Regions from separate parts of the Homo sapiens genome. Here region 1 is linked to region 2. Evidence: chromatin loops called from intact Hi-C (ENCODE). Cell type or tissue: GM12878. All regions are shown on one strand. Each heading gives the region's core, and the rest is flanking DNA. Links, peaks and the distances in the headings are about the cores only.

What was found. Peaks named below come from ENCODE experiments on the same cell type or tissue, not always from the same donor. Only the 100,000 strongest peaks of a DNase experiment are listed, where the experiment ranks them.
Region 1: a loop joins it to region 2, with 7 times the contacts of the local background. A loop is called at or near these places in 89 of 110 quality-filtered maps.

Annotation. Positions count from the first base shown.
Region 1 is chr11:119,472,074-119,487,438 of GRCh38, forward strand. All of the region lies in intron 3 of USP2-AS1 (USP2 antisense RNA 1), which reads left to right. Among named protein-coding and RNA genes, the nearest start is that of THY1, 57 kb to the left of the region's middle. RefSeq lists enhancers at 1,345-1,845, 3,225-3,519, 4,539-5,040, 5,041-5,540. In GM12878, for the core only: CTCF peaks have their summits at 7,840 (motif pointing left) and 9,460 (motif pointing right); a DNase peak (open chromatin) is centred at 9,308; H3K27me3 peaks cover 120 bases.
Region 2 is chr11:120,102,016-120,117,380 of GRCh38, forward strand. It overlaps TRIM29 (tripartite motif containing 29), which reads right to left. Exons shown (of 9, transcript NM_012101.4): 8 at 13,323-13,399; 9 at 9,271-10,461. The coding sequence ends at 10,399. It overlaps LOC105378956 (a long non-coding RNA gene), which reads right to left and starts at 339. Exons shown (of 3, transcript XR_001748415.1): 1 at 264-339. RefSeq lists an enhancer at 6,432-6,481. In GM12878, for the core only: a CTCF peak has its summit at 6,371 (motif pointing left); no DNase peak of the experiment used is centred there; H3K27me3 peaks cover 966 bases.

The sequences.
Region 1 (15,365 bases), core at 4,853-12,852, 630 kb before region 2:
AACTACAAATAGCCTACTGTCGCCTGGAAGCCTTACCAATGACAAACAGTTGAACACATATTATGTATGGTATATGTATTATGTACTGTATTCCTACAACAAAGTAAGCTAAAGAAAATGTTATTAAAAGAAACAAAAGGAAGAGAAAATCTATGTATTAGTCATTAAGTGGAAGTAGATCCTCATCAAGGTCTCCATCCTCCCTGTCTTCATGCTGAGTAGGCTGTGGAGGGGGTGGTGGGGGTGGGTCTTGCTGTCTCAGAGGCAGAAGAAAATCCGCATGTAAGTGGACTCACAAAGTTCAAACACATGTTGTTTCATAATCGCCTGTATTTGCAGACAGGGCCTTTACCGAGGTAATTAGGTTACCATGAGGTCATATGGGTGGGCCTTAATCCAATATGACCAGTGTTCTTATGAGAAGAGGAAACGAGGGCATAGATTTGCACAGAGGAAAGTCTGGGTGAAGGCGCAGGGGAAGGCGCTTCTGCAAGGCAAGGAGAGAGGCCTCAGAAGAAACCAGTCGCGAGGATGCCTTGATGTCAGACTTAACTTCCAGCCTCCAGAACTGTGAGGACATTTTTGCTGAGGCCTCCCAGTCAGTGGTGCTGTGAGCTGGAAGAAACCTTGGAGGTCATCTCATGATCCATCCACTTCTGTTTACTGATGGGCAGATGAGGCCAAGAGCAGGAGTGCAGGGCCACAAAACGAGTCAAAGACAGCGCTCCCAGGCCAAGGATGGCTTCTTAGCCTGGCAGATGCCAGGACTGAGGTGCTGGAACAAGAGAAGCTGGGGGAGAGACAGGTGGGGTGCAGGTGGGAGGAGGGGGCACCCTGTCCTGGGGCAGGGCAGGTACAGTGTGCTCAGGGGAGGAGGAATCTGAGGGAGCGCAGTTCGAGCTGCCCACGTGTGCGTGTGTGCGTGTGCGCGTGCACAAGTGCGTGCTGGTGGTGTCGGGAGGGAAGGCAGGGAACAAGCGTTGTCTCTGCCTCCAGGAAGATGTGGTTGGCGGGGGTGGAAAGTGGCCTCTGGAGGTTTGACCAAGTTGCCTCCGGTGGCTCGTGTCTGTAATCCCAGCACTTTGGGAGGCCGAGGTGGGAGGATTGCTTGAGCCCAGGAGTTCAAGACCAGACTGAGCAATATAATGAGACCCTGCCTCTACAAAAAAATTAAAAATTAGCCAAGTGTTGTGGCACACGCCTGTGGTCTCAACTACCCGGAAGGCTGAGGTGGGAGGATTGCTTGAACTTTGGAAGTGGAAGGAGGTTGCAGTGAGCCGAGATGGCGCCACTGCATTCCAGCCTGGGTGACGAGCCTGTACTTCAGCCTGCACTCCAGCCTGGGCAAGACCCGACCCCCCACCCCTGCCAAAAAAAAGACTACTCTGGCTGCAGTGTGGAGGGCACCAGTAAAAACAGAGCAGCACCACTCTCAGCCTCATCTCATCTCCCTGAGCCACACTTCACATGGAGGCGAAGGGTGATGGCAGCATGGCTCAGGGAGGTGAGATGGCGCTGAGTGGTGCTAGGATCCGAGATCCAGGGTGAGGGCAGAGTGAGCAGGAGGGGGAGGCTGATTGAATTGGGTGCAGTGGAGGCTGGTGAGGGCCACTGACAGCAGGTGGATGGACTAGTCTGGAACCCAGAAGAAAGATCTGGGCAAGGACTTAATTTGAGAATTAAGGCTAGGTTATAGGAGCAGATGTGGCTAAGGGAATACATGCAGAGGAAAAAGAGAAGAGGCCTGAAATGGAACCCCTAGAAACACCTACATTTATAGGATAGCCTTTAGAGAAGGAGCCTCTCTGAGTTTTCTCATCTGTAAAGTGGGTATAACTATGCAGGCCGTTGTAAGGATTAGAGAAGCTGATGTATATAGTGTTGGTGCTCCATTGATGGGACAGTCACATGCCACTGAACGTCAGGGACACATTCTGAGAAATGCATTATAAGACTGTTTCGTCATTGTGGGGACATCGTAGACTGTGTTCACACAAGCCTAGGTGGTACAGCCTGCTTCGCACCTAGGCCACATGATAGAGCCTGTTGTTTCTAGGATACACACCTGTACAGCATGTGACTGTACTGAACAGTGTAGGTGACTGTAACACAATGGCAAATATTTGGGCATCTAAACACAGAAAAGGTAGAGCAAAAATACGGTATTATAATCTGATGAGATCACCACCCTATGATGTGCACGACTGGGTTTGTAACTATGACATGGTCCGCATCGCTCTTCCTCCTGTGCTACATTGTCTGTTCCAGAGCTATAGCCTGAGGACTGGGCTTCATTGCTGAATGCAGTCCTGTATCCAGACATTTGGTTCTGTTAATGCAGCCCAAAGCTGCACTTGGCTGCTGCTGAGCATGGGGTCAGCCAAGACCCCTGGATCTATGTGAAGCACGCCTTGCACCCAAGAACCCATGAGACCCTCGTCATGGACCAGGCCCCATGGCAGGAGCTAAGGGCAATTCTCAGACCTAGAATCCTCACTTGCCTTTTTCAGGCAAAGACAGGGAATTGATGGGCATCCTGAGCCTCCGTCCTTCAGTGCTCTGGGAGCCCAGGCAGCTGTCAGGAAAGGGACAAGGCCAGGGACTGGGAATGTGGAGGGAAGGGGCAGGTTTGAGGAGATCCTGGGTGATGAGAGAGGGACTCTCCAGGCTAGGGCATAGATGCCCTGGGTCCCCCTATCCCAGCCTCTTACATCTCTCAGTGAAGCCATGTCCGCTGCCCATGACAGGGAGTCTGGCTGTAACCATCTTTTGGAAGCTGGATGCCGGGCTAGTGGCAGTGGTTGGAGCAATGCTACCTCCTAGTGGTCTGATCTGCAAGTGCAGTCAATGGATGTGCCAGAGATCTCAGAGCTGCCCTCTGGGACCCCCACCCCACCTCTCCTGGGGTCACAGACTGCCTTTTGGTCAGCCTGTCTTAGTCTTGTCTGTAGCCACCTGTCAGCCTGCCTCCAGCTGTTTTTACCTCAGCATGTCCCTTCCGTTCTGGCTCATGTTAGCCGTCGCTCTGTGGCATATCTCTCTTACTCTGTCTGCCCTGCTGGCTTGGGCTGTCCGTTCCTCCATGTCTCATTCCATCAGTTTTCACCTCACCCTCTGCTGGGCCCTGGCTCTCTATTCTGCTTCTCACTTGTTTTGGACTTCTCCCTGCCCCCTATACCCTGTCCCTGTGTCCCCGAGCTGGGGTCATGCCTGGGGTCATGTCTGCCCTCTTCTTAACATTGAAGCTGGTTCTTGAGAAATACAGAGGCTTTTCTGCTTTTTCCAGGATGAGTCAGGAACTCCTGGAGTGAGAAGGGCTCAGGCCTCACCCAGCAGTGACCTCAGAGAGGGTGTGCAAGGTCAGAAGAGCCTCCAGCTGAGCTCAGCACTGTGACAACAGACTTTCCAAAATATGCTTAAGGGTCTGGCCGGGGCTGGACATGCTCCAGCAGGTGTCAGGGAAGAAGAATGAGCAAGCTGGCTGAGTCTGAGCCTGGCCCCGCCTAATGTTGTCTCCTCCCTGAAGCCTCCCCTCCCTTCTGTGCTACCACAGTTCTTAGGTCTGTGGCGTCCTGAAGCCACTGGTGCCATGTGATGGTTTGCATTTCAATTAATTAAAATTACATGAAATGAAAGACTCAGTTCCTCAGTCACACTAGCCACATTTCAGATGCTGAATGTCCACACATGGCTAATGGCTGTTGACCATATTGAGTAGCACAGAAGAGAACATTAGCCGCATCACGGAAAGTTCCATTAGTCAGCACCTTCTTAGAATAATCTTTGGAAAACATCCCTTTCTTCTTTTACTTTCCTACCCTCAGAGGGAGGATAGGATCATAATGTGTCCATCTCAGGATCCCTAGGGTCCAGCATGTCACGTTATATACATTTGTTGGCTGGTTGGCTAGATGGATATATGGATGGATGGGTGAAGGGAGGGAGGGAGAGAGGGATGGGTATATGGGTGGATAGATGGGTGGGTAGATAAGTAGATGGATGATGGATGGATGGATATATAGATGAATAGATGGATGGTGGGTGGGTGGGTGGAAAGATGGGTAGGTAGACGAATAGATGGATGAATGATGGATAGTGGGTGGGTGGAAAGATGGGTAGGTAGATGAATAGATGGATGAATGATGGATAATGGATGGATATATAGATGGATGGATATATAGGTGGATGAGTGGGTGGATGAGTGGGTGGATATACGGATGGATGGATGGGTGGATGGGTGGATGGTTGGATAAATGAATGGATAGATGGATGGATGAGTGGATGGATGGTTGGGTGGGTGGCTGGACATGTGGCTGAGTAGATGAATGGATGGATGGATATATGGATGGATGGATGGATAGATGGAAGCTTGAATTCCCAAATTTCTATGCCATGGAAGTCACAGGGGGACCAAGGAAGTGGGCAGAGTTGCCTCTGAACTGGCCAGGTGAGCTGGTCTGTGGAGATGTTGCTCTGCTCCAGGTTCTGCAAATGAACAGAGGGGCTTTGATGACCCTCAGCCTGAAAACTTGAACTTGTGAGTAGCTCTCAGGGGACTTAGAGCTACAAGAGCTTGGGGGTTTCTGCAGGTAAAGCGAAGGACTGAAGGGTCAGCTGTGGGGACTTCCTGTTTCAGGGTGAGCACCTAGCTGTGTCTAGGGTGGAAGTAGCCAAGGTGGCTGGGAGTGGATGAGCTGGAGGAAGGGTAGCCAGATCCAGGCCTCAGGGATGGGCTGTCTGGGCTCACCCTTCTGCAGCTTGAACCCCAAGGAGTGGGGCCAGGTTCTGGGAGAGGGATGGGGCAGCTGCAAGGCTTGAGTCCAGCTCAGTCAAGGGCAGACAGGAGTTGAGGCCAACCTGGGAGGAACCCTTCCCAACACAAACCGTTACCAGCAGCTGGACCTGGACAGCCAGGGCGGTAGTGGTCTGACCCAGAGCAGGAGTCTGATCCAGCAGGAGCAGGAGCTCAGTGGCAGCCTCTGTTCTATCCCCATGGGCTGCTCTCCACTCAGTACTCCGGAAGGCTCCTGAGCAAACTTGCTGCCTTGTTTGGACTGCTCTGAAGGGGAAAGGATCTGCTCATCCCTGGGCGGGAGAGAGGGTGGTGCACGCCACAGTTAATTCAACAGACACTTGCTGAGCACTCACTGGCTGCCAGGCGTGTGTCAGCGCGGGGGGTCTGTGTTGAGGATGCCACAGTCTTGCCCTGGAGAGTACCTGACCCTAGCAGACGTCAGGTGACCCAGAGCCACAGAAGAGCAGAGGAAGGAATGAAGAGGGCGGGACTGTGGCTTCGCAGGGGCACGGCTTGCAGAGGTCAGTGTGCCGATTCTGCAGCCTCACTGTGCAGGTTCCACTTACAGATAGATGGTAGTAGCATCACGGGCAAATTACTTGGCCTTTTGTGACTCCTATTTGTTTGTTTGTGTTTTTGAAATCTACAATGCAGGATAGTAAAGTAATAGTGTGGAACCCATAGAACTGTTGTGAGTTCATTCATGAGAAGTGTTCAGAATGGTGCCTGGTACACAGCAAGCATTATATAAACCCATGCTATTAGCATTACGGAGCTACCTCTCTCCGCTTTGGTTCTACTGGATTGATCAGACACCTTCTTCCCCAGGGAGGTAGCTGGAGGGGAGCAGTGGTGGTGTGAGGGGAGGAGAAAAAGTGGAGGTTTGGGTGCTGCAAGTGTTCCTGCTTTTCTGAACCTCATCCCTTGTCTGGGGGTGAAGAGAGGTGGGCAAAGGGAAAGCCCAGGTGTCAGGACCCGCCATGATCTCCAGGGACCAATGCACAGCATTGTCTGGGCTAGGGAGGATGCTGGCCTTCCAGGGTCCTCTAGTCCAGAGAGGGAAAGAAGCGCAAGAGGGCACAATGAGCTCTTTCCTTTTTATTTTATTTTATTTTATTTTATTTTATTTTTTAGAAAGGGTCTCCTTCTGTTGCCCAGGTTGGAATGCAGTGGTGTGATCACAGCTCACAGCAGCCTCAAACTCTTGGGTTCAAGCGATCCTCCTGCCTCAGCCTCCCAAAGTGCTGGGATTACAGGCATGTGCCACTGAGCTCAGCCTTCTTTCCTGTTTAAATTTCCAAAGCATATATGCTCCATGTTACATGTTCAAAAAGCATAGTTCAAAAAACATAAAAAGCACAAAATGAAAGCCTCCCTCTGAAATCCCTTCTGCCTCATCAACCCCCTCAACCCTTCCTGCAAAACCTAGTTCTTGAGATTAAACACCATTAATAATTTAGAGTGCATCCTTTCCAGGCCTTATGTATATTTTAATAATCTAAACACACACATGCATACATACCATTTTGTATAAAAAGAAAGGAAAGAAAATTATATAATATTACACACATTATTCTGCAACCTGATTTTCCACCCATGATATGCCATGGAAATCCTTTCATGTTAGTACGTCTGGACCACTTCATGGCTTTTACTGCTTCAGAGTATTCTATCGTGTGGATGTATTATAATTTTTAAAAACCACTTACCCAGTAATGGACACTTAGGTGGTTTCCCATCTTTTGAGATTGCTAACAATTCTGCTGTGAGCATCCCTGCATATGCAGCTGTGTCTGCATGCAAGTGTTTCTGAGACTGAATTCCCCAAGAGGAATTGCAGAGTGACAGGGAATGTGCATTTTAAAAGGTGATGGGTAGTAGGTAGGCATATTTTTAGGGTTTGTATCAAACTCCCATGGGAACCCCTGTATGTCCAGAGAGTGGGCGAACCGTGTTATGTGGGGAGCACAATGCTGGTGACCCAGGTCTCCACACTCTCAGGCTGTTGGGCCCACTTGACATGGGACCACTGCCCCCTGCCTCCCAGCACCTTTGCTTCCTTCCCGTGGGCCTGATGCTGCCTGGGAATCCTCCTGAATCTCCATAGCCCATTCATTTCCTCTTGCGGTGACATATCTGTTCTGTCCCTGTGCTCTTCCCTGGAGCCTCCATTTCTACTCTCAGCTGATGATGTCACTTCCTGTCTCACTGAGAAAATAGAAGCCACTGGGAGAGAATGTCCATGGTCCCCACCCCCACACCACACACCTGCTTGCATCTGCCTGGGTCTTCTGCTTCCTTCCTGGGCTGAGGCAACCCCTCCACTCTGTATGACCAGATCTTCAAAAAAATACTATTATTGAGATATAACTCATACTCCATGAAATTAACCCCTTTAAAGTGTACAATTTAGTGCTTTTTAGCGTGTTCACAGAGTTGTGTAACATTTACCGCCACCTAATTCCAGAACATTTTCATCCCCACGGGAAACCCCGTTCCTATTAGCAGTCAGTCCTCATTCCCCCTCCCTGGTCCCTGGAGACCACCGATCTATGCTGTCTCTGAAGAAATCTAGTCTCTCCAGACTCACCTGTTCTAGACATTTCATATAAATGGAGTCACACACCATGTGGTCTTTCGCTACTGGCTTCTTTCACTTGGCATTTTGTACTCACGGCTCATCCATGTTGTAGCCTGTATCAGAACTTTGTTCTTTTTTATGGCTGAATAATATTCCATTGGTCAGTTGATAGACATTGGTGTCGTTTCTACTTTTTGGCTCTTACAGACAATGTTGTTATGAATATTTGTGTGCATGTTTTTGTGTGGTTGTATGTTTCTGGTTCTCTTAGGTACATACTTAGGAGTAGAATTGCTGGGTCATATGGTAACTGCAGGTTTAACTTTTAGAAGAACTGCCAAACTGTTATCCAAAGTGGCTGTATCATTTTACATTCCCACCAGCAGGGCCTGGGGGTTCCAGTTTCTCCCCATTCTTGTGATTGCCTGGTGTTCCATTCTAGCCCTCTGGCGGCTGTGAAGTGCATCTCCTCTGGAAGCACAGTCAGATCTTCTCATCTGCTTGAGGACAGCACTCTCATATTTCTCCCTGACCTCTCCTTCAATACGTTTTTCCCTTTGTACCCCAATCACCCGTCAGCATGGAGGCAAGCTCGTATTTTTTCCCGCCTTGAAAAAACTCTCTTGACTCACGGCCCCTCCAGCTAGCTCCCCATCTCTCTTCTCTCTTTTACAGCAAAATCCCACAAAAGAATTGTCTCAACTTGTCTCTGATTTCTCTCTTTTCATTCTCCTTTGAACATACTCTTGTCAGACTTTTGTCCCCACTCTGACCACAATCAAGGTCACCAGTGACCTCTACATTGCTAACCCCAGGGGACCTTTCTCAGCCCTGACTTAAGGATCAGTGGCTTTTTACGTGGTTGGTCGCTTCCTCCTCTTTTCTGACTTGGGTTCCTGGGAGCCCCCCTTCCTGGTGTCCTCTCTTTCGCTGGCTCCTCCTTCTCATTCTCCCCAATTCCTCAACATCTTCCTGATCTGGAAATGTCAGAGGGCCCTGGGGCTCTCTCCTTGGTCCCTTCGCTCTGCTTTCAGAGTGTCTGATATCTCATCCGGTCTCACTCTGAATGTCACCCAAGTGCTGATGACTTGCGGATTGTAGCTCTAGGCAGGGCCTCTCCTCTGAGCTCCACACTCATTTATCAACAGCCCCCGTGACATTTCACCTGACAACTCTGACCGTCAATTCCCAAACGGAACTCCTGACTTCTCCCATTGAGCCTCAGCAAAAGACAGTACTGGGACAGCTTCTTTCTCTACCTAAGGCCAAGGCCTTGGCATCGTCCTTGACTCCTTTCTCTCTTACACCTGGGAGAATCCTGCCATTTTCACCTCCCCACTGTCTTTGCTACCCCAGGGCCAAGGTGCTTGGAGGTTGCAGTGGACTCCTAACTGATGTCTGTTTCCACCCTTGACCCCACGGTCTGTTCTCAACACAGTGCCCAGAGAGATCCTCTTAAAACACAAGCTAGTTACGCCATCCCCCTGCTCAGAGCCCGGCCATGAAGCCCCATGTCATGGAGGCAAAGCCCTCGCCATGGCCCACAGGGTCCTTCAGGGTCTGCCCCCACCCCTGCCCTCTCCAGCCTCCACATAATCCTCAGGGCCTTTTTCTGTTCTTCAGACCCTCCAGGCAGGCCTCGGGCCTTCGCGCTTGCTGTGCCTGCTCTCTGGGATGCCCTAGCTCAGAAGTCTGCTCAACTCTCTCCTCGTCTCCTCCCAGGCTTTACGCAAATGTCACTGCCTGGGTGAGACCGTGTCTGGCCACTTTGTGTAAAACCACAGCCTCCCTGACACTACTCACCGCTTCCGGCTTTATTTTTCTCCTGGGTGCTCATCCCTCTAATACACCGTCTGTTTTACGTGTTGACCTTACTTATGCATTACCTCTTTCCCCCATTAGGATGTAATCTCTGCAAGGGCAGGGCTTTTAGTCTGTTTCTTCACTACTGTATACCCAACCTCTAACATCACTCCTGTCCCAAGGGAGGTGCTGAGTCAATATTTGCTGGATGCCTGATTCAAGGCCTGCGGTCTGGAAGTTCTCCGATGGTGGAGCGGCCCCTACGGCCACGCCGCGGTCGGCCAGGAGGTGGCGCTGTGACTGCAGAAATGGCGGGCTCCGGCTGCCCGGCCTCTTCTCAGGAATGAATGCACCTGGGACTTCCCGCTTCGGAGGCAACGCGCTGCGGGTGGGGGGCGCGGAGGTACGGCCGTGTGCGCCCCCAGGTCAACCTGCTGCCTTTCTCATCTCTGGCAGGACTCCGGGGAACCTGTGCTTATTTCTGGGCTGGTGAGGGTCACCAACACCACCCTGATCCCAGGCCCGGTGACGTCTGTCCGGGGCAGCCTCTGGAAGCCGAGTGGATTTGGTTGGACGCCCGAGTCTTTCCTGGGCCCTGGGACAGGGGTGAGGTTTCCGTGCCCGCCTGCTCTTGCTCTCAGCCATGGGACCTGTCCTGCCCTGGCCTGCATCCAGCTCTGAGCCTCCTCAGCAGCCAGGAGAGGCCCTCGGCTCAGGGCTCCTCACAGCTGGCTTTTGGAGGTGCCAGCGAGGATGCTGCCGTTCCTGGCCCTGCTACTTGTCGGCTGGGTGACCTTGGGCAAGTGCTGAGCCTCAGTGTTGTCATCTGTTCGATGGGAGAGACACGCCTGCCTTGATGGTAGTGGGGAAGGTTAGATACTTGTAAAATCCCATTTGGTTCTGGGCAGGTGCGGAGCAGGTGCCCTTGGCCAGTGCCAGCTCCCATTGAGGCAGTGGGCAGTGCCAGGGCTGGCTGGGCGTTGGGGTCCGACCCAAGGGGCTGCCCCAGGCCCCGCATGTTCATGCATTCACTCCGACACCTGTGCAACGTGGCTCTCAAGGGCCTGGTGCTGTGTAGGGGATTGGGGGAACCATAGGGATGAAAAAGACTTTGCCCCTGCATTCCAGAAGCTGAGAACTAATGGGAGAGACAGGAATAATCCTACGTGAAACAAAGTTAAATAACAAAGATGAGACAAAGCACAAGAGGTGTGGGCAGGCTGCCGGTGATAAATGCCCAGCGAGCAGGACAGATAGGAAGTGCTTCCAGCCCCGCCAGAGAAGCAGTGGGCTGTGTGGTCCAGGGAGGTCACTGCCAGGCTTGGGGCCAGGAGGCAGGCAGAGGTCATGGCCGTGGCTGTGGAGGTAACCAGCCTGCAATGAGGCCCGCTGCGCCTCTTTCCCCCACTGATGTCCTCTCCCCATGGCCTGGTCTTGGGCTGGTTTCCAGAGGCTGCTCCTGACTGTGATCCAGGGTTCAGGCTTTTGAAAGGAAGGGTGGGCTGGAGGGTGTCTGCCGCCTGCCTGGGACTGGGACTGGGGCTGGCACCAGCCGAGGCCCCCTGGAATCTGACCTGGCCCTTGACCAGAGAAGGTTCCAGGGATGGTGCTGTGCATGGACATCGCAGAGCGGGAAGGTGCCCTGAGCCAAGGGCACCTGGACCCACTGAGCATTGGTTGGGGTGGGGATGGGGGAGCTCGTACCACTGGGATGGGAGGTCCTCCCCTGGGAACAGGGGTCAGTTAGGACACTTCTGCTGGACTCTGAAGATGGGGAGCATGATGACGGACGTCACCACCCTGCCCGCAAAGTCCTAGTGTAACTTCTGGGAAACAAAACTGCCAAGAGCCTGTGAAAGCCGCTACATCTAGGGGATGAGAAAAAATGCAGAGGTCGTGGGCACAGTTTCCTGGTGAGACCTCCAGCACCATGTCCAATCAACCTGTGGCCCACTTTCCTCCAATGCATTTTCCAGGTTATGCCCAGGCAGGAAGCTGTCAGGATCTTGGGTTAGCATGGGATGAGTCTTGGGGAGGGTGGAATGGCTCCAACACCCTCCAACCCTTCGCCTTCACAGACCTGTGGCTACCATCCCTGCCAACATCAGTGCAGTGCCCAGCCTGCAGCCAACTTCCTGTGCCAAATCTTAGACCTGCTGCCTCCACCCTTCTCCCCACCTTCCCCCCTCTTTTACCTTGGTCCTGTCAGTTTCCCCGAGGGGGAGATTGAGACAGCTGGGAAGGACCCAGGAGCCCGGGATGCTTCTCATCACCAGAGATCCTGTCCTGCCAATGCTCGCCCCTCCAAGCAGCTGTCTCTGGGTCTCCTTCTGCCGGGGAAGCTGTCATCTTGGGTGGCCCGGCAGGGCACTGGGCAGAGAGGCCCAGGCTGGTCCTGGAGGGTCTGCTGCCTCTGCCCCTCCCGCCTGTCTGGACTTGGTGCTCAGCTCTGCCCATGTTTCTGGTGTGGCCCAGCTGCCTGCCTGGTACAGAGGACTACTGCTGGGTCTGTGGCTGGGACACGCACCCTCCCTCATGGCACCCTCCCTCATGGCACAAAGCACAGCGAGCGCTCACTTAGATTAATTAATCTGCTGCCCAGCCTGCTCCTCCGACCCGCTTTTTTATTCATGGACAAGCAGCGCTTTCTGCTTTACCAGGACTCAGGCATCAATATTTCATCCTTGCTTCGCATGCCAGCTTCCTGCTCCCTCCCTCCCGCCTCCTGCGGCTCTAGGACCCACAAGGTGCTAGGTCCTGGGGCACACTGGCCGCGCCTGGCTCAGCCTGGATGCCAGGAGGGCCTCTTAGGCCTCTCGACTGCCTTCCATGCACCAGAAGCCTTTCTGAGTCAGCAAGCTGAGGAAGCAAGGCAGAGTGGCTGGGCATGGAGGAGGGGGTCCCAGGAATCTGAGGGGTGTGGGGGGTCCTAGTCTGGGGGAGGCTGGGGCTGGCTGGCCCAGTCCTGCCTTGGTGTTGCTGGGTTGTCAGGATCAGAGCTGAGGGCTGCGAAGTGCCAGGCACAGGTCCTGCACAGAGTCCTTCCCCTTTCCACCACAGTGTCTTGGCCAGTGTTCGTAACCCAGGTCTGTGGAGGGCCTTCTGGAGGGTCATGAGCCCTGGAAACACAAAACCAAATGTGATGTGTGTGCATGTGTGCAAGAGTGAGTGTGTGTGAGTGTGAGTGTGAGAGAGAATGGGGGTGAGGATCCTTGGCTTTCACCAAGTTCTCAGCAGGGTCTATGAGCCATAAACGGTCATAAGCCACGTGATTCTAGGCAGGCCCAGCCTCCTCTTTTTAACATGGAAGGAAGAGAATTAATGGGGTTACTCACCCAGGGAGCCCCAAGGAGTAAGTGTGCGTGGCAATATGGGCGTTATGGGGGTGCAAATACACACCCTTGTGTGTGGGTGTGACTGTGTGTATGTGAGTATGAAAGCACGTATAAATGTATGAGTGTGAATGTGAGGATGCAAAATTGTATGTGTGTGAGCATTTCGAGTGTATGAGGGCGTGTGAGCGGCTGTGTGTGAGAGTGCGTGTGTATGAGTGTGTGTGCATGTGTGAGCATGTGTGTGTGTTGTGTGGTGGCACTGGGGTCACAGACACACATTGCTGTCCTGTGCTGGAGGAGCCCAGCACAGAGCTAATGAGGCAGTGACACCTGGGCGCTGGGGACAGGTTGGGCCTCCCTTCCCAGGCTGGCAGTGCTCACATCTCCGCGGGGGGTCTGTGGTCAGAGGGTGCCAGCTGGGCTGAGATGAAAACTGGGGAACTGCTCTGGCCTGGGCTGTGCTGGGCAGGAGTGGGGACAGGGGTAAGGGGTGTGGGGAGGCAGCTGCAGCAAACTCCCCTTTGCGCTTAGTGTGGAAGCTTCGTGAGGGCACCGTGAAGCACTGCACTCCCCGCCTTTCCTCACACCCTATTCCCCATCAGCCAGGAAGTCCTGCCGCCAACCCTCCAAATACATCCAGAGCCCAACCAAACCCGCCCTGCCTCGGGTCCCTCCATGGCCCCTGCAGTCCCTGCTTAGCACAGAGGCTCCGTCTTGCCTCTGCTCCCAGGAAAGCCAGGCTCTCAACTGCCCGGAGCCCAGACTGCTGCCCTGCAGCCCTCCCCACTGCCTGCACCTCGCTCAGGCGTGCCAGCCATCCCTACCGCACATGCCTGCACACCCGCACACCCACACACTCACACACCTGCACTACCCGCAGGCTCCCCCAGGGGCCTCTGCATTTTTCTTTCCTCACATGGCTGCCTGGCTCCCTCCCTCACCTCCTGCAAGTCTGCTGCCTGACCCTGTCCCTTTTATTTCCCTCCATGGCATGCATGACCTTCTCACACCCCAGCCCATTGCTCGTCTGTGTTATTGCACTGTCTTCTGCCAACACAACAAAAGCTCCCTGAGGGCAGGAATTTTTATGTTTTGTCCACTGATTCATCCTAGAGCAGTGCGCACTGGGAAGGGCTCAACACATATTGGAGGGTAAATGAATGGGTGAATGAATAAATGAATGGATGAATTGCCCATCCCATTCATCAGTGGCCTGTTTGGAACTACCCATGGGGGATGTATTTTTTTCCTCAGGCTTAAGGGCTAATAAAACCTTAGCTGTGTTGAAAAGCTGGTGTTCATTCATCAATGATTCGATATAGTTACTGTGCACCTACTGTGTGCTGGGCACTGTCCTCGCTGCTGGTAGAGGGTAATGAACACGCAAGTAAACACCACTCCTTTCTCCCAGGGAGCGTTTGTCTCTTGGATTCTGAGGACCTTGTCACTGCTTTCCTTTCTGTGGTCACTGCCCCCATGTTCAGAGCCAATTTTCTGAAATGTTCTGAGTACAAAAACATCCCCTCTGATCTCACCTCATTATTCTATGCTTCTTCTCCCTGTGTCTTGGTTGTTTTTGACAGAAAAGGGAAATTCATGACGAGCATGTGGAGCCCTTGGTGGCCCAGTGCAGGCCTGGGGAGCTGCCGGGTTGAGGCGCCTTGTTTCTCTCTGGAACCTCTCGGTCGCTAGCTCTGTCCCTTCACTCTGTCTCTGGGTCTTTGGCCACTGCCTCCTCCTTTCCTCCCTTCCTGGACCTTGCTTTCCCTCTCACTTTGGCGTGAAGATGAGGCCCCACCAGTCTTGGCTTTGATTGAACATCATCCATTTATGTGTTACATCTTATCATATTATATGCATACTTTTACATGATTTTCAAAATCTTTAGGGCAGCAAAATATGCCTAAATGACTGCTTATTAGGATGCATGCCCAGTGCAACCGTGTGTGTTAGGGGAGGGGGGTAGGCGCTGGCTCTGTCTGGAGAATTCCCCCCTCCCCAGTACAGATGGAACATATCCTGGAGAAGAAGCTTGAGGTGACAGAAGTCTTGCATTACAGGGGAGGTCCCTTGCTGCTGCTGCCCCGATAGACCCCTTGGTTAACAGTCCATGTGACTTGCTCAGCCACAGCCTAGCATTGCTGGGTCTAGATACACTCTTGTTGACAGGTTGGTGAACCTGTCATCTCCTGGTTAGCTCTCCCCTCCCTGGCCCCGTCAGCCAGGCTTGAACTTCCTGGTCTCATTCCCAAGTGATGTCACTGGTCCTTTTGTCCTTGGCTCCCTGTGACTGTCCAGTGGCTGAGGTGACCCTGCAATCTGAAGCTTGGTGCCAGGAAAAGGGATGGATGGGGGTAAGGGAAACAAGGGCAACTGGCACAGAGAGCCAGAGATGGGACACACTCAAGAGGGAGATTGGGAGGCTCCGGGGTGGGGTGGGAGGAACCAGGAGACTAACAGCCAAGCAGCCCTGTGTCCCAGGGTACCCAGTCCACACCCCCTCCTTCAGCACCACAGCCTTGAACAGCATGGACTATAGGTGTTATGTTGGGTGTCGGGGGAGAGGGGTGTGATAGACAGAGAAGGTGATTTTGACCTGAAAGTCAGGGCAGAGACATCCCCATCCTCACTGTGGGTCCTGGGTCTGGGGTTCTTATTCTGACAATTAGCCCCCCATTTATTCCTTGTCCCACAACTCCCACAAGGTACATTCTGGTTCAGGAAGAGGAGTCAGTGGGAGGAGAAGTAGCTCCCTCGGTGTCGTGGCTGAGGCTGTAAGGGGCAGAGGCTAACTAGTCACATGCCTTTGAATGCCTTAAGCCACCTCTCTGTGCCTCAGCTTTTCCATCTG
Region 2 (15,365 bases), core at 3,162-11,161:
GCAGTCTGCTCTGCTGTTGGATTCTTCTATTTACTACAAAAATCTCACTGTTGTTGAGCAAAACCCACCCATCTCCCATCATAACTCCTTCCCATTGGCCCTGGTTCTGCCCTCTAGAGAATCCCCGATGCCTAGGGTCCAGGGTCAATGCCACTGACTCCAACTCCAGTATACAGAAGTCCTCCCCCATCCCCCACTCATACACACAGGCAGAGCCCCAGCCCTGGCCCATCTGACCCCCAGATGAGGCTGGGAGCACCCACCTCCTGCAGGTCTATTCAGGCTCTCCCACTGGATGCAGAGAGACCCAGATCCCCTCTCCAGGGACCAGGGACTGAGGCTTCCCACTGGGAGATGAAGCCCTTGTCCACAGTGAGTGGGACCCATGGATACTGGCTTTGTGATCTCATCAGTGTCAGGTCACATTATGGCAGGAACAGGACCTAGGTGAGAGCTAAAGGAGCCTGTGGCTGGCTGAAGGGAGAAGGGATGCACAGGGGACTCGCTTGTTCCAGCCATCTGAGCAATCTCACGCTTGGTTAGCTCTGCAAGTGACACTACTTCAGAGCTGGCCCATCGTGGCCCCATAGCTAACCTAACCACGGTATCTGAGACTCCAATTCCAGGCTGTGAGGCCTGGATAGACTTGGAGAGCACTGGGGAGGAGGAGCACATCACCGTATGAGCCTCTGCCACTCCCACTGAGGCAAGAGTGAGCACTGAGTCCCGGCCAACCCCTGCAGACAGCTAGAGCTTCACCTCTGTCTCCAGGAAGCATCATCTCTGGGCCCCGGTATGATGGCCTGCACTTGAGAATTCAGGCTGGACAGGACAGGCTAGGATTGCCCTCTCCAGCCTCCAGGATTGAGACCTTAGCATTCCAGAGCCAAGACCCCCAGCTGTGTTTTGGAGGCAGAGGAAATTCAATCTGACACATGGAGGACTGAGGGCCATCAGTTCAAGCAGTGCCTGCAATCAGTGTTACATTGAAGAGACTTGAGAGCCCGGTTTACTGTCAGGACGACCTGAGCTTAAATCCTGTCTCTGCAAGTTACTTCACTGCCCTGGCCTCAACTAGTATGTCTGTAAAATGAAGACACTGACGCTGACCTTGCTCATCAGGTTGTTATAAGAATTAAATGAGGCCAGGCACAGTGGCTCATGCCTGTAATCCCAGCACTTTGGGAGGCCGAGGTGGGCGGATCACGAGGTCAAGAGATCAAGACCTCCTGGCCAACTTGGTGAAACGCTGTCTCTACTAAAACTACAAAAATTAGCCAGGCATGGTGGTGTGCGCCTGTAGTCCCAGCTACTTGGGAGGCTGAGGCAGGAGAATCGCTTGAACCTGGGAGGTGGAGGTTGCAGTGAGCCGAGATCGCGCCATTGCAATCCAGCCTGGCAAGAGAGTAAGACTCCTTCAAAAAAAAAAAAAAAAAAAAAAAAGCATTAAATGAGTTATTCAAGCCTATCCCAAAAGGTTAAATGATTCTGTGACATTCTTAAAATGACAAAATTATAGAAACAGAGATTCATGGTTGCCAGGGGTCAGAAAAGAAGAGAAAGGGGGAAAGTGCCTATGAAGAGACAACAGGAGAGATCCTTGTGGTGACGGAACAGTCTGCATCTTGACTGTGTCAGCGTCTATTTCCTGGTCATGATCTTGTACTATAGTTTTGCAAGATGTTAATATTGGGGGAAACTGGGCAAAGGGCACACTGGATCTCTATTATTTCTTACAACTGCATGTGAATCTACAGTGATCTCAAAATAAGAAGTTTCATTTTTAAAAAAACAGAGTTATTTAAATAATGTTGGGTGAAAGGAAGCATCTGTAACATTAGCTGTTCTTGCTCCCCATCCCTGGGTTGCTCTGCGAGCTGATGTGGCCTGGGAACCTGCATCCTGTGAAACCCTCACAACACTGGGGAAGGGGCTGGAGAGAAGAGCCTGACCGTATGTTTAGCAGCTTTTATTTCTGTGCCTGCCTTGAGTGCTTAATAAATGCAGGAGGGAGGTAGGGAGTGAATGAGTGAGTGAATGAATGAATGAATATTACAGCAAGTGAACTCTCAATCTCTCAGGAAATGAAATGGCCTTAAAGCAAGAGGCACTTGGGATGGATGCAGGAACCATCTTGCAGCCCTAGATTGGCCAGCCCACCCAGCCCCTGCTTTGCCTCGTCTGCCCCAGCTGCATTCCTTGTCGGGGGCAGGCTGCGTGCCTTCGAGGACAGCAGAGTGACGCACTTTAATTAGTGCAAGAGTAAATTACATTGGACGAAGAGAGTCCCAACTTCTCCCGACGGCGCGGGGAAAATAGAAGCCTAGCATTTTCAATTTAAGGTTTAGTTAGATAATGCCTATTGGTGCCAGTAGATTACAGAGTGGATATTAAATCCTGCAGGATTTGGAATCGGAGCATACAAGACGAATCCATAAGTAGGGGAAGCAGCCGGAAGGGGCTGGCCCGCTGTCCTCAGCTAGCAAGAGCACCTCTCTGGGAAGCAGCAGCCTGCACAGAACTAGGGTGCCCACAGCGGCTTCAGAGGGATAGCTGAGGGCTGAAATTCTAGGGGCTGGAACTACTTTCCTGCCTGGCTCCCTGAACCAAGGTTTCCTATGTTATGAATGGGAAGACTAACACCCAAAGGCACCACAGGTTTTGGCAGTCAGAATAGAAACCCACACTTCAATCTCATCCAAACCTTCCCTCCCTTCTCCACCCAGTCAACTCTTATGCTACCTTCGAAACAGCTCAAGAATCTCTTCCTCCAGGAAGCCCTTTCTAACTACCCACTTGGATTCCTCTGTGAGCCCAGAGGACTCCAGGCTTCCTCTGGCATTGAACTCACCAATGATGATTATAATCACGGACATACCTCTCTTCCTCTCCCCTCACTCTTTTGAAAGGTGTGAGCATGGCCTGCTCTCTCACACCCTTGCTCCCAGGCACAGAGGGGCACCCACTAAACATGTGCTGCACAGATGGGGTTTCCATCGTGTTTGTATTTATTTTCCAACAGTTGATGCATTTTGAACATGTGATACATTCACAGCCTTCAAGACTCAAGAGGTACAAAGGGGTCCACGGGGAAAGTCTCCCTCCCGCCCTACCTTGCAGCTCTCCAGCTCCTCCCTAGGAGTAGCCAGTTCCTTGTACACCCATCCAGGAGGCTTTATCCTCATGCAAGCAAATGTGGATGTGCGTTTCTTCCTTTCTCAAGAAAATAGCGGCTACGTCACACATTATTCCCACGTCACTATCTTCACTCCACAACCTGTCTTAAAGACTTCTTTTTCACTACATGGAGGAGGACTTTGTGTTCCCAGGCGTCCTGGAGCCAGACCCTGCTACTTCAGGAGCGGGAGGCTGTGGGGCAGGGGGCTGGAAGGATGGGCTCCCAAGTCCTGCTTTTCCATCAGGGTGTGCAGTGTTGACTGGCATCTTAAGATGCCTCTGTGGCATACCTGGACCAGCAGGCTAGGAGCGGCCAAAATAAGCAGCCTCGGAAGTGTGGACACAGGGCCTGGGAGCCTTGGCCCGAGCCCACAGGACAACTGTAAGCCCCATCAGACTTCCTGGGGGGCAGGATAACGTTTCTGGCAGGCTCAGCTCGAAGGCTCGGGCTCAGTGGAGGAAGCTAGAGAAGCTTATTAGTTTAAGCAGGATAAAATGTGTAAATTAATTACCCCGGCCACCCATGCATGTAGCGGCTGGTCTGCCACTGGGAGGAGAAGAATTAGCCTCCACTCCTCCTGCAGTCTGGCTTTCCTGCCAGATGCAGCCCAGAGGACCCATGACTGCATGGCCACCAGGGAAGGAGGGACCCAGACACCAGAGCCAGGTGGCCTCGAGGAGCTAAGCAGGCCCTCCCTGAAATGCCAGGGATTAGATTCTGCCATCACCACCAGCAACAAAAGCAGCAGTCAGGGAAGAAGTGCCTGAGGCAGGGAAAGGACCCTGTGTCCTGCTCTCCACCATGCATCAGGCACCTATTTATCAAGTGATGATGCACCAGGCACTGTGAAACACTTACTTGCCTCCTTTCATTTGATCCTCTTACAAACCCATACGGTCACTATGATTAGCCCTATTTGGCAGATGAGAAAACTGAGGGTAAGGAAGCGTAAGTAGCTTCTTCTATTGACCCAGCCAAGTCAGGTCAGGTACAGAGTGGCACATTGCCTCTCTCAGAGAGGCACAGACAGAGGATGATCTCTGGGACTGTATCATCCCCCAAGAGTGTTCCCTGCTTCCACACCCACCTCATGGCAGTTCCGCCCCCCTCAGCCCATGGCAGCTGTGCTGCAGTCTCCCTCTCTGGCATTAGTGCTCCTGCAACAGGGACCTACTCTCCAACTCCCCTCCTCCACTCACTGGCCCTTAGCTCTCAACTGTTTCCTAAACCCTGCATCCTCTGCACATCCTGCTTGTGTCTTTGCTTGCTCCTGCACCTGCAATGCCACCAGCGTCTCCACCTGCCACAGTCGGTCCCATCAATGATGTCTCAAGCCACCAGTATAGCGCACCTGGGCCTCCACTCTTGCTTCACCTCGGTTCATTCCTGAGTCCTCTTCTTAGAGCACTGATCTGATTACTCACCCTCCCATGGAGGTGGTCACTGTGTTTACGGTAAAGCTCAGCCCCTATGTAGCCCGGCATGATCCTGCCCTGCCTTTCTCACACATGCAGAACTCACTCAGGTCCCCCCAGATCTTCTCAACTCACTCTCAGCACAGCTGTCCCCTCCTCAGGGGACATGCCTCCTCATCACCGTTTTGGGCCCTGCACGCTCTGATCACCTTCTGGATCAGCTCACAGGCCCAGTCTTGTGAATTCATGCAGAGAGGCAGCTTGTGTCTCCTATATCTTGTGCTTAGATCTTGGTCCAACACAAAAATCTGAATGAATGCAGGCCTCCCCCGAGCCACGCCTCCATTCCTGCTCCTCATCAGGTATCTGTGCACCTCTCTCCCCCCTAGGCCTGTACAATGCCCCCAGTCTTGGGCTCAGGTCACCTAGTGCAGTCCCCACTCCAGGCAGGTCCACACCTGAACCATCAAAGACCCACACCTCACCCTCAAAGAATATGCCGCCTCCTTCTCAGACAAGCTCTCAGGGCTCCACCTTCCACAGCCAGATCTGAATCCTGCAAGTTACCAATCCGTAACAGGGTTTGCAGCCCCTCAATTCAGCCAGTTCAGGATCTTAACATGATAATGGGACCAACCTCAGAAAAATGCAGAATTTGCTAACCAGAGCCAACCTCAAGGCCAACGAGGAAACACGTTATATGTCCACTTGGGATGAATGTATTGATAACGATAAGCCCGGCCAAAGACCTCTCCTCCCTCCCTCACCTGGCTCCCTGTCCTTCCTGGGGAGCTTCAGGGATCCCAGGCACCATCCTCATCCGCTGGGTTGAGGTCACCCATCCACTGCCACATCTTGCAAGAGAGTCTGTTGGTTCCCAAGTTTCCTCACCCCCTCCCCACTCCTTTGCCTCTTCTTAGCCTCTGCCTTGGCAAGGTGATGAATTAGGAGCCAGGAGTTGGCACATTCACCAAGCAATTAGTGTTTATCTTCCTTGTTTCTGTGGCTGAACAACAGATCATTTTCAACCTTAATAGTCAATACTCAGAAAGATAAAACTGTCTGGGTCACTCTTGGGAGGTGATTTGAGGGTTTGGTGGGAAAGGGAGGTGGGATATGAGATGGCCCTGCCTCAGCCATCCAGCCCCCGCCCCTCTGGACAGGCATTCCTGGGGTCCCACCTGTTACCCTTCTGACCTCTCTCCATGGTCCATCAGGAGGCAGGGACAAAGGTCCCCATGTCGTAGCCGGGACACGGAAGGGGGACAAGAGTCAAGCAGCTTGGCAGTTCGCAGCCCCTCAGTGTCCCCTCCCCCTTGGACTTTGAGGACTCTGGCTTTCTGTCTCACTCTTCACCAAGAGCTGCCTTGGGTAGAGCCCTGTCCGACTCATGCAAGCCCTCTTTGGGGGCTGCAAAACTGAGCCTTCTGTGCCCACCCAGCCCCCTCCTCAGGCCAGCTACCTGCAGAGGGAACCCAAAGGTGGCACCCACATAAGGGAAGCCTGCCCCTTCTGCAGAATTCCATGCCAGGTTAGGCAAGGTCTGGTGGGGTGAGCAGTAAGCCCCTATCTGCTGCTCAGACCAGGGGACTGCTGTCCTGGGGTCATATATTCTACAGGCTAGGACAGAAGGGCCTACTCAGCTAATACAGAAGTGGGGGAAGGAGGAGAGAGAGAGAGGCTCACCTTGTAGAAGGGCCCTGGGACCCAGTCCTGACGGCCCGGGCTGGGGCAGGAGTTTGGCGCCCACTCACTGCAGTGAAATGCTGTCACCTGCTGGCCGTGCCTCAGAACTGCAGGAGCCCTGGTGCGGGTCCTAGGGCTGGGCCCAGCAGCTTCCACCCTGTGACTCTCCACCAAGTGCAGAAGGCCAAAAAGAGGGGAAATCAAGCTTCATCCCAGGTTGAAATGTCGTCATTGTCTTTGTTGTTAATTCCACAATAATAATAGTATAATCTCTCAACTGTTGGGCCCTTGCTAAACCAGGTTCTTTGCAGTTTTTTGTTGCTCACAGCAGTCCTTTAAGATGTTATCCCCACTGAAGCTCAGACAGAGTGGGCAGCTTGGCCCTGGTCTTACAGCTGATGGGCAGTGCAGCCAGGATTCTGGCCCTGACAGTGTGGCTCCAGCTCCACACAGTGCCCTCAGAAGCCTATGCCTCAGCTCTCCACACAATGAAATGTACCAGGCACCCATTATTGGATGCCTTCCAGCTCCCCTTTTGATTTTTTCACCTTCCTCTCCCACTTCCTCTTCCCAGTTAACTGCTTCTTAGCCTCCAAGGCCCGCCCACGTGCCAGGCACTGTTCTAGGACAACATGATGGAATAACCCCTGCTATCACGGAGTCCACATTCCAGCAGGTCCTGAGGCCCAGAGCAGAGCTCAGAAGCTCCTGCGTCTCCAGCCTTCCCCCGTCCTGGACAGAGAAGGCTTCTCAGATGGGGACCCATGCCCCTGACAGGGTCTAAAGGAAAGGAGAGGCACGGGGCTGGGTACAGGGAGCCTTGGAGATTTGGGAGTCCAACCTGCCTGCCTATCAGCCCAGGTCTGATGGTGGATTCCCAACCTGACACCAAGCTCAATGTTCCTGTCCCTTCCAACCCTCCTTTTGCTGTGGTCTCCACCTCACAGGCTGTTGGAGCTGGGAAAGAACCCCAGAAATGATCCAATGAATACACCTCATTTTGTAGATGGAGAAGGTCAGACCCAGAAAGGGCAAGCAATTAGCCCAGATCACACAGCCAAGCAACAGAGCCTGGATGAGACTCAGGGCTCCCAACTACCCTGCCAGAGCTCCCTGCTGAGCCCCTCTGCTGCCTCCCTCCTCGCTGGTCTGCCAGGGGGCTACCCACACCTCTGAGAATCACCCAACGCCCAGAGCTGGGAGAGGGCAGGAGACAAGGGAGCATGGGCCAGGACTGTCTGGGTCTGAGAGGAACAGAAGTGGATATAGAGCCTTGCCCCCCTCCTTCCTCCCTAATAGGAGGATTAAACCTCCTATTCTCACTCATGCTGGGGACAGAGGCATTCTCAAGAACTGGGAAGAAAGGATTTCCCTGATTGCTTTATAATCACAGCTCAGACGATAATGGACCTGGTGGGGATTGATGGGGAGAGTGTGATGCTCAGCGACGTCCCCGCCCAGTTCCCAGCACAGCCCTGGGCCTCCTGACACAGCGGTCTTCCCAACATCCCACCAGCCAGCCTCTGTGCAGCAGGTGCAGCCCCTGGTGCAGCCCAGGCATGGGACAGGCAAGGGCCTGGCTGCCCCCACAGGGGAATTTAGCCAGACCTGGTGTCCCATCCAGTTCCCCTTCTCTGGAGCTGGTAGGCTTAGGGCAGGGCCTGGAGAACTGGGAGCCTCTCGTGGCCAGGGTCTTTCTGAGAGTCCGGGCATCTCTGGAGCCCAGGAATGGGTCCTTATCACCATCACAACCCCAGGGTCCTCAAGAAGGGCCAGGAGGCTGCAGGGCACGGTGCCCACAGAGGTGGACCTGCTGGGGCACCACGTAGGGAACCAGCACCCAGGGCAGGGGGCTGTAGGGAGCAGCAACTAACCCCAGGGACACTCTGCAGTCCCAGCTCCCAAGGGAGAACACCACCCAGGTGGCCAAAGCATGTGGGTCCAACTTGTGGTCTCTCTTCTTGACAGTGCTGGAAGGTCCTCCATGGACACACTTGGCCCCTTCTCCTTCCTTTCCTTTCTCACCCTTACCCTCCTGTCTCCCCCTTCTCTCTCTTCTCTGCCATTTCTCCCTCACTTTCTCAATCCCAAGAGCCCCTTCGTGGCAAGCCTGGCTGCTTGGCTCCTAAAGCTCCCTGGCCCAGCAGCGTGGAGAGGAGGAAGGAAGAGTGTTGTCCCTCCACGATGGACCAGCAGCCAGCTTGCTTAGGGACTTTTACTAGGACAGAGGGACTGCTCCCCTGATGTCATCAGGCCCCTGGTGGGGAGCAGAGTGAGGAAGAACAGTGAGAACAGAGGGGCCCGGGTGTCCCTGCCACACCAGGAAAAAGAATGTGGTTGTTTGACACCCTCTTCCCTCTCTACCATCATGCCTCCTCCTGGCTTGCTCACCTCTTCCAGGAAGACTTCCCTGACTCTCCTTCCAGGCTTCTCTGAGTTTCCAGGGACTGGAAGGCCTTTTCCCTTTCCTCCGTCCCCCAAGCCCAGGATGATGCTGTCTTCAGGAGCCTGACCCTCCTGCCAGCCTCAAAGGGGAGCTCTCCTTCCCAGAAGGCCCTCTGTGCACTGAGAAGGCCCTCAGGTCTGAAGCCTCCAGTGGACTTCCACTCCAGCCTGCGTCTGAGCACCAGAGTGCTTGGCTCCCAGCCACTTCTGGGCCCTTCTCCCCCTGGGAACTCTAGGGTGGGCCGGCCAGAAGGTCTGAGCATGGCAGAAGGTATTGAGCATATCCCCAGGCCCACACCCCACTGTCATTCTCCCTGTGTTCATTGTTAGCCAAGGCGTGCCTCCCTGAGGCCCAGGTTCCTGCACTGCACCCCCTGTGTCCCAGACAGGGTGAGGGAGGTCAAGGGAGTTTCAAAGGAGCCACGTTTCTGAGAGGAGAGCAGGAAGATGACCGTGCCTTCATCAGAGGGAAAAAGTGCATTCAGAAGAACTGCAGCCTGTTCCTCTGGGGACCCTCAGGGAAATGGTCATTCAATACAAGAGAAGTGACAGACCAATGGTTTATTCCAAAGGGGAAAGCCCAAGCTGGATGTCTCCCTCCCCAACCCCTGCAAGCTGGCCCATCCTTCCAGAGCCCCCATAGGCCTGGGGCTGTTGAGACGGGAGATGTCCCCACTGTGCTGCTCCTGGTTTTGTCTCCTCTCCAATCCTTGAGCACCCTGATATGCAACATGGGGGGTAATCAGAAGGAGGAGGCAGCCTCTGATGGGGCAACGGCTGAGGGTGGGGGCAGTGTGTAAGGCACCTTTTGCGGTCAGCCCAGCCACACTCCATCGCCAGAGAGAATGCCAAAGTGTAGACTGAATGAAATTCTGTAGGCAAATGGTAAATGGTAGCTGGGCCAGTAGCTATTTGCATGGGTGGATTATATCATGTTAAGGGAATTCTTTATCTCAGCAGAGGGAACAGAGGAATATCTTGGCTAAGGTCATCCTGCCAGTCAGGAGAAGCCACCCTCCAGGGACCACAGACTCAAAGTGGCTGTGGTGGAGACCCACCGCCTGGGTAGGGTGATGTCAAGACACTGAGAGGTTTCCATCTGCAGTGGCCAAGGGCTGCAGGTTCTGCCATGCTGGGCATTGATAGGTAGGACGAGAGAGAGCACGTAGGGCCAGTCCTCTGGGAAGCAGGAGGTGGGCCATGTGAATGGGAGATGGGTGGCTGTGCTGTCCAGGCATCTGCTGACAACATTGGGGGATAGGGCCTTGGAGAGAAACGTCTATAGGCCTGGAGACAGCAGGGCGTGGGCGGGAGAGGCAGGCTGATACCATGCGGGTACTCACTGCTAGCCCCCAGATCCAGCCCGAGAGGAGGAGGCTGGCGGGTTAGGGCAGGCCCCAACCTATCTCACCCCTGTGATGGGTTGGCCTCTGAGCACAGGAATGATGGTGACCATCTGAGGTCACAAGGCAGGAAAGGAGTCTGAATGGAGTGTGGCCAGTGGGGAAGTCGGAGAGGCCGGAACTGCCCCCAAGAGGCTGGCAGAGGGCTGCAGAGGGCAGGTGCAGGACCAGGCTCCCTCCCACCCAGACAAGCACAGTAGCTTAGAAGGCAAGAGCAGCAGGGTCAGGAGGAAGAGCAGGGGTGTGGCGCCTCGTTCCTTCCGCCAGGAGCTCATGGGGCTTCGTTGGACCCAATCCCGTTGCCTTTGTTGACGTAGAATGGCCGGTAGTGAGACTGTGGGGGAAACAAGAGTGGTCAGCGAGGCCAGACGACAGATGAGCCTGCTAGCTAGACCCACCCTACCCTAACCTGCCTCAGGAGGCAGCAGTGATCCAAGACCCGACAATTCTAGGGGCCTTTTTGGCCTGATCTGCAAGATTTACCTACCCTGTGATCAGGGGCTGGTCCCTAATGTCAGGATCTCCAGATTGGAATCCTAATTGGAGTCCATTCCCATAGTTAGTGGGTGAGCTTGAACCTCAGCCCCCGCATTACACTGGTCGAAATTTCTCTCCACAGCTCAAGGAGGTTCCTCCAGCGCCACCACAGCTACTATTTATATAGCACTTTCTACTCCACAGAACTTCACAGCACTGTGTCGAGGGCTGTATGTGGATGCACTCATTTAATTTTTACAACCACCCAATTAAATAGATTACTATTATCATATTCAATTTATAGTTGAGCAAACCAAGGCACAGAGAGGCTAGGCAACTTGCCCAAGGTCACTCAGCTGGTAAGCAAGGAGCCAGAATCCAAGCCCCAGCAGGCTGCCTCCAAAACCCACACCCCCAGCTGCCAGTTCTCGGCATCACTTCTCTTATGGTGAGGGCTTCCAGGATTTTCTTTGCCTCTCTCTGCATAAATTTCCCTTACAGAAAGGGTGCAGAGAGGGTAAAGAACTGCCCCAGTCCAACACGGTCCCAGGCTCCCCACAGCCCTTTGCCTCTCTCGTCCTGTTCCTCTTCCCCCAGCCATTGGTACAGGGAGCATCTCTGGAGAGAGAGCCCAGTGACAGCTCTCCCAGCCTTCTCCATGTATTGTATCTCCCAGTAATTTCATGAAATCAGCATGCCCCACCCTGCCCAGATAACTTCATCAGGGCCCTGAGGAGGCAGCCCTCCAGGATGGAGTGGAAGAGCACAGCTTAGCTGCTGCTCACCCACGCAAGCACCATCAGCCCCCGGGGGTCTCAGGAAGAGGATTTGTCCCTGAGCTGGGTCAGAGACTGAGCCCACTCCCATGCCCTGCAGATCCCAATACAGGAGACATCATTTGCCCCTCACACACACACCTCAAGGGTACACTGCCTTTGGCCCTGTCTCTCAGGGAACTGACACCTCCTGGTCAGCTCCTTGCCTTTGTGTGGTCCACAGCAGGACTTGAGGGATGCTCAGACCTTGCTTAAACCACCTATTAAACAAAGGAAGAAACTGAGACCCAGGGAGGGGTAAGAACAGCTACTTACTGGCAAAGCAGAGCCTGGACCAGGTCTCCTGACCCCCAGGGGCCAGCCTGGACCCCAAGCAATTCATAGGGCAAAGTGAACAGATTTGGAAATGGCTGAAGCCTTTCTTTGAGGAAGATTGGGTCAATAATATGGGTTGCAGGTCAATGAATGGCATTGTCTGGTTAAAAGCCTGGAGTGGTAGGTGGGCATCAGGGCAAAATGCTACCTTCACCCTCCCATCCCCTCCCTGGCTTGAGGTCACAGCACATACAGCAGGTGGAAGAGCTGCAAAATCATCCTAATTATGGATGGGAAAACTGAGGCACAAAGGAATCATTTTTCCTCATGCAAAGTCACACAGCAAGTCAATGAGACAGCTGGGGCCAGCCCCCAGGGAAATTGATTCCCAGCTCAGCTTCTCTGCAGCCCAGCGCCTGTCTCCACTCTCCCAGTGCTGGGTGCCTGCTGGACACCAAAACCTTGCTCTGCCAGGGGCCTCAAAGTGCTGATGAGCCTTCTCTTCAGGGCCCCAGGCTCTGAGAGGGTGGAAAAGTATGTAGTAGGGAGGGGAAGGACTGAGTCTAGAACAGAAACCTTCTTTTTTCTCCCCATATCTGCTTTCTGCAGTCCTGCTGTTGCAATGCCCCTGAGTCCAGCTCCAAATTACATACACGATCACTTAGCTCCCATCCCCAGCAATTAAAGATCCTCTCCAATTAAACCAACCCCAGCCATTCTTTGTGGTCCAGGGCAAATCACCTCTCCTGCTCTGACCTCCAATTGCAAGGACAGCAAGAAACAAGGGCTCCGGCCCTGGTTCCAGCAGAGCTCCTGATGCCATCCACATGCCACGGCAGTGGCCGACTCCTGTAGCAGGGCCTAGAATGGACCTTCAGGAGCAAGGCATTCAGGCACATGGGGGCTCTGCATGTGAACTACAGTCCCCGATCACTGAGGTCTCAGTCAGGGTCAGATATGTCAGATCTAACGGGCACTGGGGATCATCTCAGTCCCCACATAATAAAAAGCAAGGAAGAGTCTCAGAGAGGGTATCTAATTCATCCAGGACCCCACCGTCAGCAGGTGGCCTGGACCCCAAAGCCATGCTTCCCTGTCATGCTGCTCTTCTGATATGCCTGGCCTCGGGTCATTAGATATTGACCCTAAATATATCTATTCCCGACTTTCCAGTCTCTCCCACCCCCACATTATCACCCCAATGGCCTCTATGCTGTCAGAACTGGAGAACTGCCCCCAGGGAGGTGGGACCCATCTCTAGGAGGAGGCCTGTCCTCCCACTGGGCTGTTTTACAATCCCAGAGCTGGCAGAACCCAAGCTGCCATTCCACTAGCATAGGCATCCAACAAGCATTTGCCAAATAAAAAAATCAAGGCTGCCCATTTTATAGATCAGAAAACTGAGGTCCAGAGAGTGTATGCTTAGCTAGTCCCCTGCCCATTAGCCCTGGGTCTCTACTACCCTCTGCTGTGTACAGGTATTCAGGCCACTGCTGCCTCCTTCTCCTCCACCCCATGGCCCAGAGAAGTCCTCCCACAGGCCCTGGAACCGATTGCCTCCAGGGAGCCCCCTTCAGTGCCCAGGTCTCTGGATGTGCCCAGGCCCTCCCGGCAGCACTTCCCTTACCAGCATAGTCTGCTTGCCAGATTTCCAAGTCTGGGGCTGGGCCTTGGGGCTTTGGCTCCGCATGAGGGAGGGATAGCCTGGGAAGACAAGAGATTCAGGTCAAAGGGAGCAGCGCTGGTGGTCAGGGGTGCCCGGGCCCAGAGCAGCACAGCTGCCTTCTCCAAAGTGACCACCAAGCATCATCCAGCCCATTACCAAATGCAGCCGTCTGAACACGCGTGCAGCAGCCAGGGTGCCGCAACCGAAAATCCTGGGGAGGCTGGCCAAAGGGAGGAGGCAGCAAAGCAGACAGAAGGAGGAGGAGCCGGCCAGGTGGGCTGGACCAGGCAGCAGGGGAGTGTTGCCCCCACATCCAGCGCAGCATCACACTGCTCTGCAGGGATTTCCACTCACCCACCCCGGAGGTTTACACCACGGGCCCTCCCCTTCCCAGAGCCCAGGAGCGCCACGCATAAGCATGGCCTGCCAGAGTTTCCCGGCAGGAGGCGCTCACTTGGACTCCCCTGTGCTGTTTGGACGATGCTTCCCATTCACGGAGCCCCACTTGTGCCAAGCACTGTGGAAGGGACTTTGTAGATGTCTCCTCACTGAGCCTGGCCCCGTATCTATGAGCTCAGCAGTCTGCCTGAGTTGCACAGCTCATAAGCAGCAAACCAGGTGCTGGGGAGCACCGCAGGCAGGCGGGGGACAGAGTGCCGGAAATCCAAAACCCAAATTCATGTTTTTTTCTCCCTGGCTTTGTGGCCCCTCCCCTGTTTCACTAGCCAGAGACTAGGGCCTAGAGAGGTGCAGGAATCTGTCATTGTGGCCGCCACCCAGGGTTAGGATGGCAAGCCCAAGAGGCCTGGAGCAGGTGCGCTCTCTGAGCTTGGTTGCAAAGATGCTAGTCTAAGACGGGGCCGCCTTGACTCCCTGCGCCTCAGCCCAGACAGACCTGAAAGGAGCTCTGGTTCACAGCACAGTGAAGGCACTCTCAGTGTCAGCCATCAGCCTGCAGGGACGCCTGGGAAGACACAGGCCATGACCTGGATGCTGAGGCCCTCAAGAAATAAGCAGGGTCTGTCCTGGGCCAGATCTCTGTCCAGTGAGAGGCTGCATGCGGTCTGTCTCGGGAAAGCCCCTCTCCTGCCCTGCTCTAAGCGAGGATGAGCAGGTCAGGCTCATGATGAGCACCGCCAGGCTGCCAGTTGGGTTGGCCCTTCCCAGGTTGGCACTGAGCAAGGAGGAGGGGGAGGAGACAGAGCAAAGAACCTGGGTCTCTTCCTGCATCTGAGGGTGGGAGCAGCCTTGGAAAGGGGGGTTCCAGGGATCCTGAGTGGAGATTAAGAGGGGTAATTCAGGCCTCATCTCTCAGTTCCCAGAAAGAAAATCCCATGCCAGCCATGAGAGAGGGGAGAATGGAAACAGGGGTGGGGTCAGGGTGGCCCAAGACACCCGCCTTGTGCAGCAGGCAGAAGTCCAGATAGAGAGTATGCTGGGGTGGCAGGTGGGGCATGCATCCCTCTCCAGGGAGCTCTGGGGAGAAGGGACCGGCACACCCTAGAAGTGGCAGAGAGCCCCCCATGTCCCACCTGCCCCGCTGTGGGAGAGAAAAGGGGAGGGATGGAAAATGGGCAGATACCGGGATTATTTTTAGACAGCCCACTGCGACCCAGTGGTTTGGAAAACTCTGCAGTGGCCTGTCCCAAGGTGGTGAACTGATAAGGGGTTTTCCCAGTGCCTGCTGGGAGAGAGAGAGGCATTAGTGGCACAGCGCTGGTCCCAGAGGGGCCAAAAGGACCCACACCTCATTCTGGGGGCTGCTCTGAATCACACCTGAGAGCGGCCACCTCCCCTGCCAGGTGCTCTGTGGGCCAGGCTTGAGCAGAGAGCAGAAAGGCGCCTGCTAGAAGCCAAACAGGCCAAGGCAAGTCCTGGAGCTCCCCAGGCCCGGATCAGAGCTAAGACATGCCCGGGGCTCCTGCAGGCTGGGACCCTCCACCCATAGTCCTGTCTCCTCCCTCTTGCCGGCAGCTCCAAGAATCCCTGTCCTGGGTATAGTAT